Linked DNA regions of Homo sapiens: region 2 is linked to region 1. A link is an interaction called in ENCODE POLR2A ChIA-PET data of the cell type or tissue named here. Cell type or tissue: Panc1. All regions are shown on one strand. Each heading gives the region's core, and the rest is flanking DNA. Links, peaks and the distances in the headings are about the cores only.

Region 1 (5,389 bases), core at 334-5,333:
TGTCTTTAGATTATATTGGGGGAGGGAGGGAAGTGTGGTGTGATTGATTGGTGATGTCTGCCATGGGCATGATAATGAAAGTGTATAGGATGCTAGCCATGTATTTGTCTTAAGCTAATTAAATTTAACTTTGCTTTCTTAATAGTTTGCAGTAACATTTTTTAAGGTAACATTTTTATAGAAGTTGTGCCATGTTTGTGTTATTCTATTGACTTAGTTTGTGGAATTGGCTATAGCTTTTCAAGCTAGGTTTATCTGATAAATCAAATGCATTCTTGAGGATATGTTACTTTTGAGGATATGTTAGAATGCTTAGTCCTTTGGTCACTTACAATACTTAGTCCTTTTCCTTCTTTAATTTCTATGAATCTATTTTTTGGTCTTTTTTCCTACAGTATTCCTTTCCCTGTCCATTTAAAGGTTTCAACTTAAAATCACCTGTTTTTGTTCAAAATGGTTAGTAAGTTGTTGAACTTTTTTTTGTTTGTTTTTAATAGAACAGACTGTACAACTAGATTGTAAGCTTTTCAAGGTCCTTGGCTTTGACAATACCTTGGAACTCTCTTCTTTGCCACCCCTAGTTCAGGACCACACATCTTGTGAGCACTCTTAATTAGTGGATAAAGGAAACTAGAGAAGTTTTTAAAATTAATTTATTCTTACTATTGCAAGAATTTAAAGGACTTAGAAGATGTGTCCTTTTAATGTGAAGTTGTAAGTAAAATTTTTATAAATTGATAAGTGTAAATTCCTCAAAGGACAGTGTTTTTAAAACGAGAAATTTTCTTTTAGTACTTCAAAGGAAAATTTCTTAAAACATAAATAAATTCCTCAGTAAGAGGTTTTTACTTGGGGATGGTGAATTCCCTGTAAGAGGGGCTATGGATGGATTTTAATGGGGCGTCCTGCCGAGTTTTATATCTGTGGGCATGTGTGCATTTTAGAGAGAAAGGCAATAATGTGAGTCACAGGAATGTTTTGGTTTCACAGTGCGTTTAAAAGTTATGTTTATGCTATAATGTACATTATACTTCTTAGGGGCTAAATCCAAGTGAAAGGTGAAATTTGTTACTGGTATGTTTGAATTTGGACTTTTACAAGAGTTTACTATTGGAAGCAGTATTTATACAGTAGACACTGAATCAGTCCTTAAATGAATGCAGGTGCCACCAAGACCTCTTTGAACAGTTTTCAGCAGTAGCCTTGGTTGTTGGTCAGAGCTGAGGTTTGTATTAGTGTATGTGCGTTGGTGGCCCATACTGCAGCTTAGGTTTGACCTGGATTTTATAAATAATGGTTTCTGTATAAGGACAGCTATTCTCAAGATGATTAACTGTGGTGCTTTAGATAGTAAACCTTAATTATGATGGTAGGCTTGATTAAGATCTAATCATCAGTGTTCATTTTGGAATTTATTATGTTTATAAAGATGTGCTCAATTCTAACTTCTCTTCTGTTGAAACCACGGTTTGGAAGTAGCATGTGTTTTCAAAATTATCCGTGTAAGCCACATAATAAATAGCCTGTTGAGTGAGTGGAGTCAGAAACACCTAGGTTGAAAATAGGACTAACCACTTCTGATGACCTGCTTAGTTATTTAACCTCTTTTAAAAAGGAAGGTGGGGGAAATAAAGGATGTCTTAAGATTTGAGTAAGACAGTATGAGAAAGGGCCTAACAAAGTGCCTGGCACTTACTAAAGAGGCTTCCAGGAAGTGTTATTTTCCCTTTTTTCATGTAACAAGGATTATCTGGTTTTCCATTCAGCCCTTTTTGTGGGGACTGTAACTAATATTTATTATTCACTATCTGCTGAGATCAGTGGGTGTTTTATACCTATTTTACTGAGGCAGAAAATGAGACTTAAAGAGGTCCTGTGGACTTCACCAAGGCTAAACAGCTGAGTAACCAAGCTCCGATGAAAGCCTAGATTTGTCTTAATCCAAACGTGTGCCTTTTCTGCCATGCCTGTGGCCTGTTGGGGTTCTTAATCCAAGGGACTGTATTCCTTCCTTAAAGAGAAAGGATGTCAATCTCTACTCTTGAGAATTGGGGAGTGGTATTATTTTAAAATGCAGTCAGTTCAATAATGACTTTTTTTTTTTTTTTTTAAAGACAGTGTCTCACTCTGTTGCCCAGGCTGGAGTACAATGGCAGTATCTCAGCTCACTGCAACCTCTGCCTTCCAAGTTCACGCAATTCTTTTGCTTCAGCCTCCCAAGTAGCTGGGATTACACGTGCATGCAAACACTCAATAACTGCTTTTGATTTAGGATAACTCATTTCGAATTAATTATGACAAGCATGAGGTAGGGCAGTCTGAATGTGATGTTTTAGAGAAAGGTGTTGCCTAGTGGTGCAAGGATAGGTTTATGTTAGAGAAGAGTGCCCAATTGTGGGGAAGTTTTTTGTTTGTTTTGTTTTTGTATCTTAATGGCTAAGCTGGAAAACAGCTCCTGACTTCTGAGGTTATTTAACTGAAGGGGCAAGGGGCAAGGAGCTCTAGGAGGAAGTTTTGTTTAACAGGTGTCCTCCCAAGGATACCTTTGGGTCCTTAGAAAATAACTTTTCTAATTTTCTTGAAAACCTAAGATTAGTTTTAAAACTCAAGCCCTGCTGAAACCCCAACTATATACATTAGAGAAATGACAGTACTTTAGGAGTCTTGGGACGCCACCTGTCTTTCACTGGGCCAGCAAGCCATGACCCATGATTACATATAAATAAATGGTGGAAGCAGGCTGCTATTTATAGGGAAGGATATAATATGATTCCAATGAAGAGAGCTGCTCTGTCTGGCAGTTCTTGACTGCATTGACTGGAAGTATTGAAAAATAGGATATTACATGTTGAGGACATATGGGAGCTGTAGACTTTCAAGACAGAAGATATGTCAACATTGTAGCTTGATGCCTTGTCTAACCATGTTATACTCCCATGAAAATATTGCAAACTGCTCTTTTACTGTAAAATACAGTTAAAGAATAATGAAACTAAGTGAATTTGTGGGATTCTTAAAGTATTGATGAAAGACTTGAAAGTTGGAAACATTTACAATATTTTGATGCTAATCATTTTCTTCAATCCTGTACCCAAATGTACTTTTAGACAGTTTTTTGCATCACTGAAAAAGATGTAAGTATAGAAAAATGGATATATGCTTCTAGTTTAGGGCTTCTATAAAACAAAAACATGGAGACTGGTAGCAGGATGTCACCCTTCTTGGTAATTAATTTGTGTAATGGTTTCTCTGCTTGCCACTTAACATCACAAGATGCCCAGTCCACCAGAGATTTCTTTCTTTTTTCTTTTTTTCCTTTTTTTTTTTTTTGAGACAGGCTTGCTCTGTCACCCAGGCTGGAGTGCAGTGGTGTGATCTCGGCTCACTGCAGCCTCCACTGCCCGGCTTCTAGCGATTCTCCTGCCTCAGCCTCCTGAGTAACTGGGATTACAAGCATGTGCCACCACACCCAGCTAACTTTTGTATTTTTAGTAGAGATGGGGTTTCACCATGTTGGCCAGGCTGGTCTCGAACTCCTGACCTCAGGTGATCCACCTGCTTCGGCCTCCCACAGTGCTGGGATTACAAGCATGAGCCACCACGCCTGGCCCAGATACTTCATAGACATGAAGTCTGGGGATGTTTCCTCCTTGCTAAAATGAGGTTAACTTAGACAACACTTCAGTGATATTATTATAAGGGAGTGTGTATGTGTGTCTGAGAGAGATGGGGAGAGAAGGGAGAAGATGGGTGGGAAAATTGGTTTGTCAAACATAGCAGCTGCTGTATTTGAATTAGCCATCTTATCTTTGCAAATTCTCACATGTAATTTTAATCGATCTGTTAACCTTCTCCATTGCTGCTTCATTTGACGTTTCATTAACTGTAAAATATTTTTGACAGTAGGTCTTGAAAGCACAAGATGAGCCCTCTGTTGCTCCATTGATGGTTAAATGTATGTGTGCCTATTTTTTTTTTTTTTGGTAACGAGAAGTTTCCTGTGGCTCTTTTCACTCTCTAAAAGGCCAGGACCTGCTTCCTCTGAATCTGCCTGATTCACTCAGTTGTTGGTAGGAGAAATTAAGTTCCAAGTGTAAGAGACATAGGCACTGAAAACTAAATAATAGTTCTTGTAACTATTTGTTTTTTTTTTTTTTGGTAGAGATAGTGAAGTTCATTTGGTTTTTCAGGCTTCTTTTAGGGGACTTGATAATACCAAGTAGCCTTAACACAGCATATCTAAGTTATTAAACTGCATAGGGGCAGAGAAGAATTTATCCAGCAAAAGGCCAGAAAATTTGGAGTTGTTTTCCTAAATGTGGGGGATTGTCCTTTATGTTTGTCCTTGAATTTTAAATTAAATATAATTACAATTCTATATAGTAGACTCTTTTTCAGACTGTAGCAAAGGTTCTATAAAATGGGCTGTGAAATAATGGGGCTGATGGGTTAGACATTTCACAGAGGAGGATTTTTAAGGATAAATGTATGAAGTTACTTTAATGATTCGGAATTTTATTTGTAACTTTCAGGTTTGAGGGTAGTGGCTAGGGTCTTAGTTTATTCAACAAATAGTAGTATAGGCACTGGGAAAATGCAGTGATGAACACTGTTTCTTTGGGAAGAAATTTTAAATAAAATTGGTCATGAAGTCATCCTGGTGCTTGGAGGTAGTTGAAGCAGGGTGCTTTTTCAGAAGCATCCCACTACACTGTCTTGAGTGCTTCATGGAAAAAAAAAAATTAAATGGATATGGCTCGGGAAAAATCTGTATTTTTGTCCTGATTGTAATATGAGTTGTTTGACCTTAGGCTGTTGACTAGCCTTTTTGGGCCTTAGTTTTTAGTTTATAAAGTGAGGTAAGTATGGCCTCTTTTTAAAGGACCCACAGCAGTTGATAGGCACAGTGTGGCAAGGGTTGGGACCTGAGCAACTTGGTTTTTTTCTTTTTTTGAGATGAGGCCTCACTCTGTCGCCCAGACTGGAGTGCAGTGGCATGACTTTGGCTCACTGCAACCTCCGCCTCCCAGGTTCAAATGATTATTCTGCCTCAGTCTCCTGGGTAGCTGGGATTACAGGCATCTGCCACCATACCCAGCTAATTTTTGTATTTTTAATAGAGACGGGTTTTCACTGTGTTGGCCAGGCTGGTCTTGAACTCCTAAACTCAGGTATCCATCTGCCTCAGCCTCCCAAAGTTCTGGGATTACAGGTGTGAGCCACTGCACCCAGCCTGTATTCAGGTTTCCATCTCCTTGCAGTAAGATGACTGTTGAAATCGCAGCACTTTTAATATTGCTAGTGTTTTTAGGCTTTGAGAAAGCCTAAATTCACTTTGAAGTACAAAGGGCATTTGAATATGGCAGTAGTGTTTCATTTTGTGTGTGTT
Region 2 (5,389 bases), core at 108-5,107, 160 kb before region 1:
ATGGTTTCTGGCCTCCTCAGATTCAAAGTAAGAAGAAAGAGGATGGATAAAGGAGTAAGACTGTTGTTGCTTGCCTGGCACCCTGATAGGAAGCCGGCATCCTCTGACCCTGGCAGATCTTTGTGAGCACGCTCATGGGTCTTCAGAGGCTCCCACTGGAAACTTTTGTCTGTACTTCTCATGCCACAGGCATTTTTCTGACTGTGACTTCTGCCTCAGACAGTGGCTTTTTCAACCAGGTCACTCCAGATATACTCTGATTTGGGGGTCCTGTTGTCCTCCCCGGTAATTCTCTTGGGCCAGATTTTAGATAGTTCAGGCTGGCTCTCTCACTCTCATTAGGCTCAAAACAGCTTTCACCCTTTCTGCAGACAAGCCATGAGAGTGTGGTCTGACCCCAATTTAACAGCACCCCTTTTGCCCACAAGCAAAGTAGCTGGCCCATTGTTCTCTTGTGGTCCAGATTTTCCAGGGGACAGTCAAATGAGTCATCTGGCTGGTTCGTGGCCACCTCCTTTTAACTTCTGTGCAGTGTCTGTCTTGCAACTCCCCTTGATACCTAAAATCCATCATGCCTTGGTGTTTCCAGTCAAACTTCCAATCTAATACTCTGTTGCAGGAATAATAGAAAATTGTTGCATTTAGAAAAACGTTCACTGCAGAACAAAGTAGTATGCATGGGACCATGGATAAAGAGAAATAATCCTATTTACAAAACTTGAGCTACTTGTTGGAGAATGTTCCAAGCATCAAGGTCAAATGAATTTTCTTCTCTTGCATTCCCGTGGATATATTGTCCAAATCCATGCCATATTTCAATTTGCTTCATACTTGGTCTGACTTTCTTTGTATAGCCTTTGGTTTTCTAGGGATTTCTGATTAACTTCCTTTTCCATTGTTGAAAGAAAAATAACAGGGCTTCACTTTCCCTGAGGTCTTATAATTTCTAAATTATATTGTTTGTTACAGTAAGTCACTTTATTATTGAAGGCATTTTTCTTGGGGCCTCAAGAAAATTACTGTTCTGTTATGGATCATTGTATTTCACACACACACACTCATACTCTGTCTCTCTCTATCTTTCCATATAGATAATCTTTTGTGTATGTATGTGTGTGTGTGTGTGTATATATATATATATATATATATATATACATATGTATGTATATCTGTTGATATAATTCCATCCCCCTTCCATCTTCTAGAACTAGTCACAATCTCTGCTGTCTTCTCTCTGTTCAGTACTCTCATGTACTTCACCCATTTTGTGCTTATTTATTCATTTCAGTGGGATTTGAAAGTCTTCATTTTTGAACTGGAAAAATTTGCCTAATGCAAATTTACTTAGGTTGTAAAAGTAGGCAAGAATCACTTAGCCAAAGCTTTCTTCTAGGAGATATGGATATTTACCAGAGAAGATGTTTTGTATATGTGTCATACTTTTTAAAAAGTATTAAATATAAATATAATTAAAAGGTGAGGAAAACATACTTTGGTGATGATTAAAATAGTTTAAATAAGTGAGTAGTTTATTTAATTATCATCTGCTAGGAATCCTTAAAATTCATTAGCTATTAGAATTAAAACATTATTCTGTAGACCAAAGCAAGAAGACACCCTTTTTACCCTGACTCCCAAACCTACTGATATTCACAGAAATTTATGATTACACAATAAACACTAGATTTCTGACATCTCATCATCCAAAAATATTGATTTATTCATTGTTTTGTAAGTAAAGTGGAAAAAACAATAAAAATATATTCATCAGAAAGGGCTACGACCAGGGACCTTTGTACTCTTCTTCCTTTGTCTAACAACAAGAAACAAATATTGGTAAAGTAATTTGTATTATTTTCTTAGTTACTTTTTGGAGAATTATACTTTGACTCATTACATTAAAAACTGTTCTCGTATTCTTCTCATTACATTAAAATATTGATAGAGTTAGAAGGACTCTGTTAGAAATTTCAGAATAAATATAATTCATAAAAGTATGTGAAATGTAAGGCTGGGCATGGTGGCTTACACCTGTAATCCCAGTACTTTGGGAGGCCAAGGCAGACGGATCACTGGAGCTCAGGAGTTTGAGACTAGCCTGGGCAACATGGGGAGACCCTGTCTCTACTAAAAATACAAAAATTAGCCTGGTGTGGTGGTGCACGCCAGTAGTCCCAGCTACCTGGGGGGCTGAGGCAGGAGGATTGCTTGAATCCAGGAGGTCTAGGCTGCAGTGAGCCAAGATTGTGCCACTGCACTCCAGCCTGGGCAACAGAGCAAGACCCTGTCTCAAAATAAAAAGTATATGAAATTGAAATACGTTGTCTTTTTCTGAAAGGTGGTATGAAACCTAATGATTGTTATTGAAATGTAAGAAAGGCCCCTGGCATTAATGGATATGGACACAGTTTTCCGTCTGTATGTTAAAACAAAAGTTCTGCTTTAGCCTGATTATCCACCAAGTTTTGACTGTGTGTGTGTGTGTGTGTGTGTGTGTGTGTGTGTGTGTGGTTATATACATATACATACATATATACATATATGACATATTGGACTTATAGGTAAGACTTTTAATTAATTAATTATGTATATATTGAAACACAGGGCTCGAAGGGAGTATTGGGAGAATCTGCTGCCAGCTTCAGGCAGACCTTTCTGTCCTTCGCTGTCAAAGCCAGACTTCTAAGGAGTAGTGAAAGAAAACCCTGAAATAATCGAACAGGAAAAAGTTGCCCTCAAGCCTGACCTGGAACCGTTCCTCACCTTCATCCTCACCATGCCCTGCTATCTCCAGCTGCTGAGCAGCTGAGGTGCTGCAGCCCCTTCCCTTCCAGCCCACAAGTGTGTGCATATTGAGCTCCTGCTGTGGTTAAGCACTGCAACAGACTCTACCAGAGATGCAAAGAGAAGCGAGAGAGGCACCTTGTTCTCCAAGAACTTACTGTCCAATCATGCTGTGGTGCATTCCTTTGAAGATCATGAAGAATAGCCAAACTTGTCTTTGAGGGTGAATTTGACACTTTAAAATAATCAGAAGTCACTGAGACCCAAAGCTAGTGAATAATTCAAGTGACTAAGCTAGATACTTGAGGATGATAGAGCAACACTAAACTAAAGCAATGAGTCTGCTTTTTTTAATGATTTATACAATGACTCCAAAGGCAATCCCAAAGAAAAGATGTAAAGAATGTTTTGAGCAATGGTAGCATTATTGAAATAAATGTTTAACTATCCAAAGTGATTACTTTCAAAGATGATTTTTACTTAAAGATATTAGGTCTGGCCAGGCGAAGTGACTCACACCTGCAATCCCAGCACTTTGGGAGGCCGAGGCGGGCGGATCACCTGAGGTCAGCAGTTCAAGACCAGCCTGACCAACATGGTGAAACCCTGTCTCTACCAAAATACAAAAATTAGCCGGGCATGATGGCGGGTGCCTGTAATCCCAGCTACTCGGGAGGCTGAGGCAGGAGAATCGCTTGAACCCAGGAGGCGGAGCTTGCAGTGAGCCGAGATCAGGCCATTGCACTTCAGCCTGGGTGACAGAGTGAGACTCCATCTCAAAAAAAAAAAAAAAAGATATTAGGTCCTAGAATTTTTAAAATGTGTCTTCATAATCATAGGTAGCTAGGTTATAAACTATTTAAAGACAAGATCACGTGATAAGCTTATAATCTTCTCATAATTCCCCTTACTTAGCATTGTGTTAGACATACTAATAGGTGCACAGTGAAATACTTATTGTTGATTGTTTAAAAATAAAGTTTTAGAAAACCTTTTCAAAAGTCAGAGTTTAGGCCAGGGGCACAGGCTGACACCTATAATCCCAGCACTTTGGGAGGCCAGGGCGGGCAGATCACTTGGGTCAAGAGTTCAAGGCCAGCCTGGCCAACATGGCAAAACCCCATCTCTACTAAATAAAATACAAAAATTATCCAGGCATGGTGGTGCATGCCTGTAATCCCAGCTACTTGGAGGCTGAGGCATGAGAATTGCTTGAACCTGGGAGGCAGAGGTTGCAGTGAGCTGAGATCGCCCCACTGCAATCCAGCCTGGGAGACATAATTCAAATCTATTTTGGTCTTATATCTTCTTATGTTTGTGTTATTTCATGTGTGCCAGTTTCTCTTTTTTTCACAACAATTTATCAATTTGTGGCAATAAAAATGATTTACCTTTTATAGTGTTTGAATGTCGAAAATGTCATGAACATTCTTTGGAATAATACTAGCAAATATTTATTACTCACTATGTCGCAGTCTTTGTTCTAAAGATGATCTCATCTACATATACCCCCCAACAGGGATTCAAAATTAGATAGTGTTTAACACAGTAGTTTACAGGTAAGGAAACTGAAGTTTAAGGAGGCTAGGTAACTTGCCTGAGGTCACACAACTAGTAAATGTGAAATTAGTAAATTTGGATTTGAACCCATGGGGCTGGCTCTAGAATCCATGCCCTTAGCTACTGCACTACACGGCATCTGTCATGCACACAGCTGCTGCTTTTTGTCAAAAATCTATCCAAATTTTTCTGTCGCTGGATTCAAAGTATTTTTTATCAACTTTCCTTATTATGAATTAACTCTTCAAACCTGCCATGACTGTTTCTGTAATGTTGACAACCTGGAATTTATTTGATATAGCCACTTTACCCATAATACACAACCCCACCCTGCTGGAAATTAGAAAGTGAATCATTTACTATTATCTCAAGGCCTTTGGGGTCCTTAAGGGTGACTAATCCAAACCACCAATTAAATACCTGAATATCCTCGCCAGCATCTTCATCAGGACCATCCAGTCCCTGTTTGAATCCCTTAAATAGTAACTCACTACCTCTCGAGATCACTTACTCCTTTTTAAGAAACACTTCATTCTCTGGAAAGTTATTCCATGTATTAACTAGAAATCTATTTATTAATGACCCTCACCTGCAGACTTGGAGCACCTAAAGTGCAAATTTATAATTTCTTCCATATAACTCTTTGAAATTTAAAGATAGCTGTATGGCTTTCCTATACTTACTTGTCCTCATTTCCTTCAACTAAAAGGCATAGGCTAAGATGTGCTTTGTCAAATCTACCTGTGTGACACTGTACAGTTACTTAAGCTTTATGCCTTAATTTCCTCATCTGTAAAATGAGGGTAAAATAGAACCATCCTTATTAGGGTGCTATGAGGATTAAATGAGATAAGTTTCTTAGAAACAGTGCATGTCGTATAACAGGCATTCATTGCACATTATATAGTATAATATAATTATGTTGACTTGGTTTCCAATCCCCTCATCCTCATGGTGACTGTCTTCTGGGAACACTCTGGTACCAAAGCCTCTGCTTATTTTTAGTATGTAGTCCTGAACACCACATTCCAGGGGAGGACCGTTT

Evidence for each region. Peaks named below come from ENCODE experiments on the same cell type or tissue, not always from the same donor. Only the 100,000 strongest peaks of a DNase experiment are listed, where the experiment ranks them.
Region 2: POLR2A ChIA-PET joins it to region 1 with 11 read pairs; 4 of 35 experiments call an interaction of 5 or more read pairs at or near these places.

Annotation. Positions count from the first base shown.
Region 1 is chr5:79,240,691-79,246,079 of GRCh38, forward strand. The region is part of intron 1 of JMY (junction mediating and regulatory protein, p53 cofactor); the gene reads left to right. Among named protein-coding and RNA genes, the nearest start is that of JMY, 7.3 kb to the left of the region's middle. In Panc1, for the core only: no CTCF peak of the experiment used is centred there; no DNase peak of the experiment used is centred there; H3K27ac peaks cover 454 bases.
Region 2 is chr5:79,085,889-79,091,277 of GRCh38, forward strand. BHMT2 (betaine--homocysteine S-methyltransferase 2) reads left to right here. Exons shown (of 8, transcript NM_017614.5): 8 at 2,605-4,181. The coding sequence ends at 2,686. Among named protein-coding and RNA genes, the nearest start is that of BHMT2, 19 kb to the left of the region's middle. In Panc1, for the core only: no CTCF peak of the experiment used is centred there; no DNase peak of the experiment used is centred there.